Linked DNA regions of Homo sapiens: region 1 is linked to region 2. Evidence: read pairs that join two places in POLR2A ChIA-PET (ENCODE). Cell type or tissue: B cell. All regions are shown on one strand. Links, peaks and the distances in the headings refer to the core of each region. The heading gives the core; the rest is flanking DNA.

Region 1 (4,389 bases), core at 190-4,189, 110 kb before region 2:
GTGCTCTTTCCCTTTCCCTTGCTCATTTCCTTTTCTCAAGCCCTCAGAAATAAGGCCTTTTCCTTATCTAAAAAGGATCCCAATAAAATGCTTTATGACAAACCCAACTACCTATTTTCTTTGAAATATAAATTTGACTTCGTCCCTCCTCCCTTGGCTTCCAGAAATATTACACAATCCTGGTCCTTCTCCGATCTCTCCAACTCTCTGTTGGCTGCTTCTACCTGATGGCCTCCGGCATCGTCCAGAGCTCCATCTGGCTTCTATCTCTAAACTCCAGTTTAGGAGGCCTGTTTCATTCTATGGTTTAACTATTAACTACCACACAGGTAACTCGCAAACTTGTATCCAGACTCAGGTCTTACCCAAGTTTCAGTTTCTTATCTCCAACTAGAAACTGGACATTTGTTTTCAGAAATCTTACTATATTATATTCCACAAAATAAATATGGAATTTAACTTTTCCTCAAAAATGAGACTCCCCCTGCCCACCAGTCAATCAAAATCTTTAAATATTCCACCACACAGAACCCACTTATTCTCAGTCCTGTATTCTTTCCTGCATGTTCCACATGTGGGAGCAGGTGGCTATGCAAATGAGACAGAAGGACCAGAACTCCATACCTCTTGCCAGAAGTAGTTCTACGGTTTAACTTATTCCACTGCTTTAAGACTCTCCCGTTTTCAAAGCATACTACAAACTAATGGATCATTTTTGTAAAACATTAGTTTTATCACATGATTGCCCCAGTTACCTATCTGCAAGCCCATAAGATCAGATCTAAATGGCTTAAGCTCAGCAGGATCCCTGTGATCTAGCTTTCCTTCCTGTTACTTCCCACCCCTGGAAGCTGACCAGCCCCCAAGTATCTATACTGCACCTCATCCCCATCCCTGCATGGCCTCTGTTCAAGCTGGACTTTCCCTTTGTAACTAACCACTTAAATACATCCACATCTAGCTCATACTGACTGAACTTCAACATGACTTCTTCCTTCAACTATTGAGACATAAATGGATCAGTGACTTCACCAAACTCTGACAGCACTCATTATAACATACAGGCACATGGTCTTCTGTTTTATGTCTATTTTACTAATGAAACACAGGAGGATCCTTTAGGAATCATCGTATCATATTCGGAATCATGGACCCAAGAGTTCAAATGACCTCAGAAGTCACACAAGTTCAACCCTTGTCAAATGTCTGTTTGTCTTCTACATAACACCCATAGCAAAAAGTGTGCCAGGTTTTACTCCAGGGACAGGAAACTTACCTACATCTCTCCTCATCCTCCAGATCCCAAAAAAACTTACTTGTATGTCACACTTGGACTTAAATCTACAGACAACACGTAGCCAGGTTTTAAAGCATTAACATAACTTGGCCAGGTTTTTTTTTTCTTTTTTTTTTTTTTTAAGATGATCACTCTGGTGATTATGCTGAGGACAGACTTGGAAGGAAAAGAGGAAGAAAAGAAACAGAACAGTCAGAAGTTTGTGGCAAGACACCAGGTGAGAGATAACAGGGACCCGAAAAAACAAAAGGCAGTGGAGAAAGAGAGGGGAAACCAGATTCAAAAGCAAAAACCATTTCTGTGGTAGACTAAGATTTGGTGACCAACTAAGTTTGGCCCCACTAAAGGAAGGGATCCAGTGATGAGCACCATAGAGCAGAGGAGCTCCCAGGGTGGTACTGGCAGGGCAAGGGCTCCGTTACCCAGGAATAAACTGCACTGAGGCCACAGCTACAGGAAGTCTAGTTTCTTTCAAGTCTCTTTTCTTTCTACCATTCTTAACCCACAGTGTGCCTTCCAAATAATCAAGAGTCAAACTACAGTGTAAATCACCACTATTATTCTAGTTACCGCTGTGGCTTCCTAGTCTAGTAATTTTTTTTCCTTCCCTTAAAGGTGACTACCTACTTCAGTCTCATTCCAATTGTGGTCTTCTGAACTGGCAGCATCTGTACCACTTCAGAGCTTGTTAGAAATGCAAATTCTTAGGTCCCAGCCCACACCTACTGAATCAGAATTTCTCAGGTAGAGGCAGTAATTCAGGTGATTCTTAACACACGCTAAAGTTTGTGAAGCACTAGCTAACCTCTTCAGATCACAGCTTTCAATCCTGTATCCATTTTCCATTACTCTATCCTAGGTACACTTTCAAGACCAAAATGTAAATTTACAAATGTGTCTCAGTAAGAAAAGTTACAGAAGCTGGGCCGGGCGCAGTGGCTCATGCCTGTAATCCCAGCACTTTGGGAGGCCAAGGTGGGTGGATCACAAGGTCAGGAGTTCAAGACCAGCCTGGCCAAGATGGTGAAACCCCATCTCTACTAAAAATACAAAAAAATTAGCCAGGCGTGGTGGTGGGTGCCCGTAATCCCAGCTACTAGGGAGGCTGAGGCAGAGAATTGCTTGAACCCGGGAGGCGGAGCTTGCAGTGAGCCCAGATGGCACCACTGTACTCCAGCACTCCAGCCCTCCAGCCTGGGCAACAGAGACTCTGTCTCAAAAAAAAAAAAAAAAACAAAAGAAAAGTTACAGAAGCTGGGCGCAGTGGCTGACGCCTATAATCCCAGCACTTTGGGAGGCTGAGGTGGGTGGATCACTTGAGGTCAGGAGTTCGAAACCAGCCTGGCCAACGTGGTGAAACCCTGTCTCTACTAAAAATACAAAAACTAGCCGGGAGTGGTGGCGCACACCTGTAATCCCAGCTACTCAAGAGGCTGAGGTAGGAGAATCGCTGGAACCCGGGAGGCGGAGGCTGCAGTGAGCCAAGATCGTGCCACTGCACTCCAGCCTGGGTGACAGAGCAAGACTCTGGTAATACAGTCAAGCTGCTCCTGTCAGATGTATACTTCCTGAATGAGCACTATAATGGATGCTGCTCAGGTTCATCTATTCAGTAAGTTGGAGCCTACTATATGCCAGGCACTATGGCAATAAGCAACCAGATGCCAGGCACTATGGCAATAAGCAAGACAGCAAGTCAGTCCTCAATGAACTTGCATTAAATAAGTAATTTAAATTACACTTGAGATAAGTACTAACAAGAAGTATGGGTGCTAAGAATTTACTATAGGCTGGGCACCGTGGCTCATGGCTGTAATCCCAGCACCTTGGGAGGCCGAGGCGGGTGGATCACCCAGGTCAGGAGTTCGAGACCAGTCTGGCCAACATAGTGAAACCTCGTCTCTATTAAAAATACAAAAATTAGCCGGGTGTGGTAGCGGGCGTCTGTAATTCCAGCTACCTGGGAGGCTGAGGCAGGAGAATCGTTTGAACCCGGGAGGCGGAAGTTGTTGTGAACTGCGATTGTGCCACTGCACTCCAGCCTGGGTGACAGAGTGAGACTCCATCTCAAAAAAAAAAAAGAGTTTACTATAGCAAAGGAACCTCATACAGTCTGGAATAGATCTCTACCTGCAAATCGGGATTCACCTGGGACAGCTGCTAACCACACCAATGCCCAAACCCCACATGAAACAAATCAGAACTCTGTGAACTCTGGGCATTAATTTTTTCTTTTTTTTTTTTTGAGACGGAGTTTCGCTCTTGTAGCCCAGGCTGGAGTGTAATGGCACCATCTTGGCTCACCGCAACCTCTGCCTCCCAGGTTCAAGCGATTCTCCTGCCTCAGCCTCCCTAGTAGCTGGGATTACAGGCGTGTGCCACCATGCCCAGCTAATTTTGTATTTTTAGTAGAGATGGTGTTTCTTCATGTTGGTCAGGCTGGTCTCAAACTCTCGACCTCAGGTGATCCGCCCACCTCAGCCTCCCAAAGTGCCGGGATTACAAGCGTGAGGCACCGTGCTCGGGCCTGGGCATTAATTTTTAAAGATAATACACTCCCCTGGGTAATTCTAACATGCAGACACAGTAGAGAACCACTGGTCTTGGGCATCACATGATAGGTACTGGGGGCACAGAGGTCAATAACACAGTGCCTGCCTTCCAGGAACTTACCATTTAAGTAAGTAGAGTCAGGCCAGGCAAGGTGGTGCATGCCTATAATCCCACCACTTTGGGAAGCCAAGGCGGGCAGACTGCTTGAGCTCAGGAATTCGAGACCAGCCTGGGCAACATCGTGAAACCCCATCTCTACTAAAAAGTCCAAAAATTAGCTGGGCATGTTGACTCACACCTGTAGTCCCAGCTACTCAGGAGGCTGAGGTGGGAGGATCACCTGAACCTGGGGAGGTGGAGACTGCAGTGAGCCGAGAATAAACCACTACACTCCAGCCTGGGTGACAGAGAGACCCCCATCTCAAAACAAACAAACAAAAAAAAAGCAAGCACAGGTAGAGGGCATTGGCAAAATGCTCTGTCAAATACAGGATGGTGCTTACCAAGAGGGATAAGTGATCCCAGAGAGCTATATAAAG
Region 2 (4,389 bases), core at 245-4,244:
TTTCTCCCCTCCCTTTTACAAGGGGACTCTTAATCCTAAGGGTTTTAGAGGGACAAAAATCCATCTTCCGTAACTTCTTCAGGCTAAACAGGGACAATGATATTCCTGCCTAACTACTAGGGTCTCTTGTATTCAGGGTAGAGAGGAGCTCAGTCAGGAAGCATCAGTATAGTAAGGACCATTCATAACTATGAATTTCGACAAAAGGGGATATCTGGAAGATTAACAAGGATTAAATTTAAGAAAACATTGAGGGGGAGGAGAGGTTGGAGGAAAAAAAGAAAAAAGAAAACATTGAGTAAGCTTATCCTGCATTCCTACACAAAGGGTACAACAGCAATATATTCCACAACAGTAAAGCAAAATAAGAAAAATTATCCCAAGTAAACTAAATAAGAAGGCTTTCCATTAACTGAGCAATTGCTGGAATCAAGCTAATATGGAATCACTAGCTGATTCCAGTACGTGCCCAGAATTAGAATACTGATCCAGATTTTTACACTATCCATCCCTCTTGTTTCTTCTGAGCTGCAGTCAGAGATCACTGGTTGATTGGCAGGAATAACCAGGGTTGGTATAAATTGCAGAAAAAAAACCCTCAAAAACAACTGATGAGACTAGACTCTAATAACAGGTGTAGCATATTTCTTAAAACATAATTTTTTGGGCCGGGCGCGGTGGCTCACGCCTGTAATCCCAGCACTTTGGGAGGCCAAGGCGGGCGGATCACAAGGTCAGGAGATCGAGACCATCCTGGGTAACACGGTGAAACCCCGTCTCTACTACAAATACAAAAAATTAGCCGGGCACGGTGGCAGGGGCCTGTAGTCCCAGCTACTCGGGAGGCTGAGGCAGGAGAATGGCATGAACCAGGGAGGCAGAGTCTGCAGTGAGCCGAGATAGCGCCACTGCAGTCTGGCCTGGGCGAAAGAGTGAGACTCTGTCTCAAAATAATAATAATAATAATAATAATAATAATAATAATTTTTCGGCTGGGCGCAGTGGCTCACACCTGTAATACCAGCACTTTGGGAGGCTGAGGCGGGCGAATCACAAGGTTAAGAGTTCGAGACAAGCCTAGCCAACATGGTGAAACCTCGCCTCTACTAAAAATACAAAAAATTAGCTGGGCGTAGTGACAGGCGCCTGTAATCCCAGCTACTTGGGAGACTGAGGCAGGAGAATCGCTTGAACCCAGGAGGCAGAGATTGCAGTAAGCTGAGATTGTGCCACTGGACTCCAGCCTGGGCGACAGAGTGAGACTCTGTCTCAAAAAATACAAAAAACAAAAAACAAAAAAAAACTACACATAATTTTTCTCTCTCCAGTCCTCATTTTTATTAAAAACAAATCATGATAGGACTAATTTGTTTGCAAAATAAGCTTTAGTCTTATTATACTTGGCCTGATTATTTGCATAAAGCACAGCAAGAATAATAATTTCCCATATAGGCTCATTTGTAAATTGGCTTTGATGGAACTTTGTTCCATGAGAAATCTCAGGTAAGAATTTTTTTTTTTTTTTTTTTGAGACAGAGTTTCGCTCTTGTTGCCCAGGCTGGAGTGCAATGGTGCAATCTCGGCTCACCTAAACCTCCACCTCCCGGGTTCAAGTGATTCTCCTGTCTCAGCCTTTCAAGTAGCTGGGATTACAGGCATGTGCCACCATGCCTGGCTAATTTTTTTGTATTTTTAGTAGAAACGGGGTTTCACCGTGTTAGCCAGGATGGTCTCGATCTCCCGACCTCAGATGATCCACCTGCCTCAGCCTCCCAAAGTGCTGGGATTACAGGCATGAGCCACCATGCCTGGCAAGATAAGACTTTTTAAAGCCTTAAGCTCGGCCATGGGTTTGTGCCATCAAATACCTATATGAGTAAGGTAAATTCCTCTCCTCTTGAGGTCCAAAGATAACATGGGGTTCCTAGGCTTGTCAGAACGTGACATTCTTTACTTATCATCATAGGTCAGGAACCCTGTAACCCTGCACAGGGCCTGCGTAGACAAGGTATGAGAACATTTTTTTCCCCAAGTGTTTTTTTTTTTGGAGACAGAGTCTTGCTCTGTCACCCAGGCTGCAGTGCAGTGGCATGATCCCGGCTCACTGCAACCTCCGTGGCCCAGGTTCAAGCAAATCTCCTGCCTTAGCCTCCTTAGTAGCTGGGATTACAGGCATGCGCCACCATGCCTGCCTAATTTTTGTATTTTTAGTAGAGGTGGAATTTCACAATGTTGGCCAGCCTGGTCTTGAACTCCTGACTTCAGGTGATCCACTCACCTCAGCCTCCCAAAGTGTTGGGATTACAGGCGTGAGCCACCGTGCCTAGCCCCCAAGGGTTTTTTGTTTGTTTGTTTTTTGAGACGGAGTCTCACTCTGTCGCCCAGGCTGGAGTGCAGTGGCGCGATCTCGGCTCACTGCAAGCTCCGCCTCCTGGGTTCACGCCATTCTCCTGCCTCAGCCTCCTGAGTAGCTGGGACTACAGGCACCTGCCACCACGCCTGGCTAATTTTTTGTATTTTTAGTAGAGACGGGGTTTCACCATGTTGGCCAAGATGGTCTTGATTTCCTGACCTCGTGATCTGCCCACGTCGGCCTCCCAAAGTGCTGGGATTACAGGCATGAGCCACCGCGCCCAGCTCCCCCAAGGGGATTTTATTAGCTCTATAAGTCAACTTCAATTCCTTAAAACAGTCTGTTTGTACCTGAAAGCATGCCATTTCAGTCAAAGCCTTGATAAATTAATGAGTATCTCCAACTGTGTTCTGTTACAAAAGACAGATTTTTTTTTTTTTTTTTTTTTGAGATAGTCTTGCTCTGTCACCCAGGCTGGAGTGCAGTGGCACGATCTCAGCTCACTGCAACTTCTGCCTCCCGGGTTCAAGTGATTCTTCTGCCTCAGCCTCCAGAGTAGCTGGGATTACAGGCACCTGCCACCACACCCAGCTAATTTTTGTATTTTTAGTAGAGATGGGGTTTCACCATGTTTGCCAGGCTGGTCTTGAACTCCTGACCTCAGGTGATCCACCTGCCTCGGCCTCCCAAAGTGCTGGGATTACAGGCATGAGCCACCACGCCCAGCCAAAAGACAGATTCTTATTGCACTTATGCAAATAACTGTATTGCCATAAGTAAGAATACTTACAAACAGTTTCCAAAGTTTGGAGAAACCAGGGAGAAAGGAAGATGCTCCAAATTTTGTTTGTAGGAGTATACTTTAAAAACAATTCAGTTGACTGAGAATAAAAGAACTTTTTTTCTTCAGAAAAATAAGATCCAAGAAGTGAAAAAAGCATAAAAACCTTTTAATATATGCATAGTTTGGATATCTACTTTTAATTAAGCTGACTTAACCAAATCTTTTATTATCAGACTCTAGCTAGGCCAAACAGCCTATATTTCTGGCTTTTGAACTTTACCAAAGGTAACCTCCCAGGTGTTCAGAGAAGAAAAAATTCAAGATGGGAAGTCAGAAGTTGTACATAGAGGGGAAGGAAATCAACAAGTGGCAAAGGTCACACAAATATCAACCAGAAAGTATTTATTCTCTAGGCTGAAAATTTAACCCAGGGTGCCATTGTGAAAAGACAAAACCTTAGCTACTAAGCTACAGCATTAGGCAGTTTCCATTGCTCTTCCCAGACGGAGCCTAGAGCAGTCAATTTTGAGCTTGCAAAGGCTTTTAACTACTCAAGATAATTTTTAGAGCTAACTATGACATGAACTCCAAAATTCCTGTCCTCTGGATGGCGGAAACCAAGAGAAAGTACCACCACGTGGTTACAAGGTCAAGCTCCCAAGGACATAAAACAAGACAAGAGGGAAATTTTATCCAGTTTTTGTTTCAGGGACCTCCAACAAAGTTTGTAACTGACCAGTTTGCCAGGCTGGCTTGAACAGCAGGCTTATGAGGCCCTAAGTCCATGTTCTATCCTAAGGTACTTCTTTTTATGACAGAACAATACAGAAAGATAAATTCATAGCACAAAGCACACCACATTTGCTATAGCTTAAGACTAGCCTCATGAATCTTTAATTAATCAAAAATTTGCAGAGGAGACAATGATTTTTACTGTTCCCACAACCAGTTTGCACAGAGGAGAGGCCAGAAGTCTGACTGGTAAGAAACTCTTACCCTTTTGCCAGCATGCCAGGTTTCTGGGGTTCCCTTTTCCTTTTTTTTTTTCTCTTTTGTGAGATGGAGTCTCACTCTGTCACCCAGGCTGGAGTGCAGTGGCACGGTCTTGGCTCACTGCAACCTCCACCTCCTGGGTTCAAGCGATTCTCCTGCCTCGGCCTCCCAGATAGCTGGGATTACAGGTGCATACCACTATGCCCAGCTAATTTTTGTACTTTTGTACATGTTGGCCAGGCTGGTCTTGAACTCCTGA

Evidence for each region. Peaks named below come from ENCODE experiments on the same cell type or tissue, not always from the same donor. Only the 100,000 strongest peaks of a DNase experiment are listed, where the experiment ranks them.
Region 1: POLR2A ChIA-PET joins it to region 2 with 5 read pairs; 18 of 35 experiments call an interaction of 5 or more read pairs at or near these places.

The regions. Positions count from the first base shown.
Region 1 is chr1:26,737,019-26,741,407 of GRCh38, reverse strand. All of the region lies in intron 4 of ARID1A (AT-rich interaction domain 1A), which reads right to left. Among named protein-coding and RNA genes, the nearest start is that of ARID1A, 43 kb to the right of the region's middle. RefSeq lists a silencer at 1,673-1,722. In B cell, for the core only: no CTCF peak of the experiment used is centred there; no DNase peak of the experiment used is centred there; H3K27ac peaks cover 2,792 bases.
Region 2 is chr1:26,631,514-26,635,902 of GRCh38, reverse strand. No RefSeq gene overlaps it. Among named protein-coding and RNA genes, the nearest start is that of ARID1A, 62 kb to the left of the region's middle. In B cell, for the core only: no CTCF peak of the experiment used is centred there; a DNase peak (open chromatin) is centred at 2,649.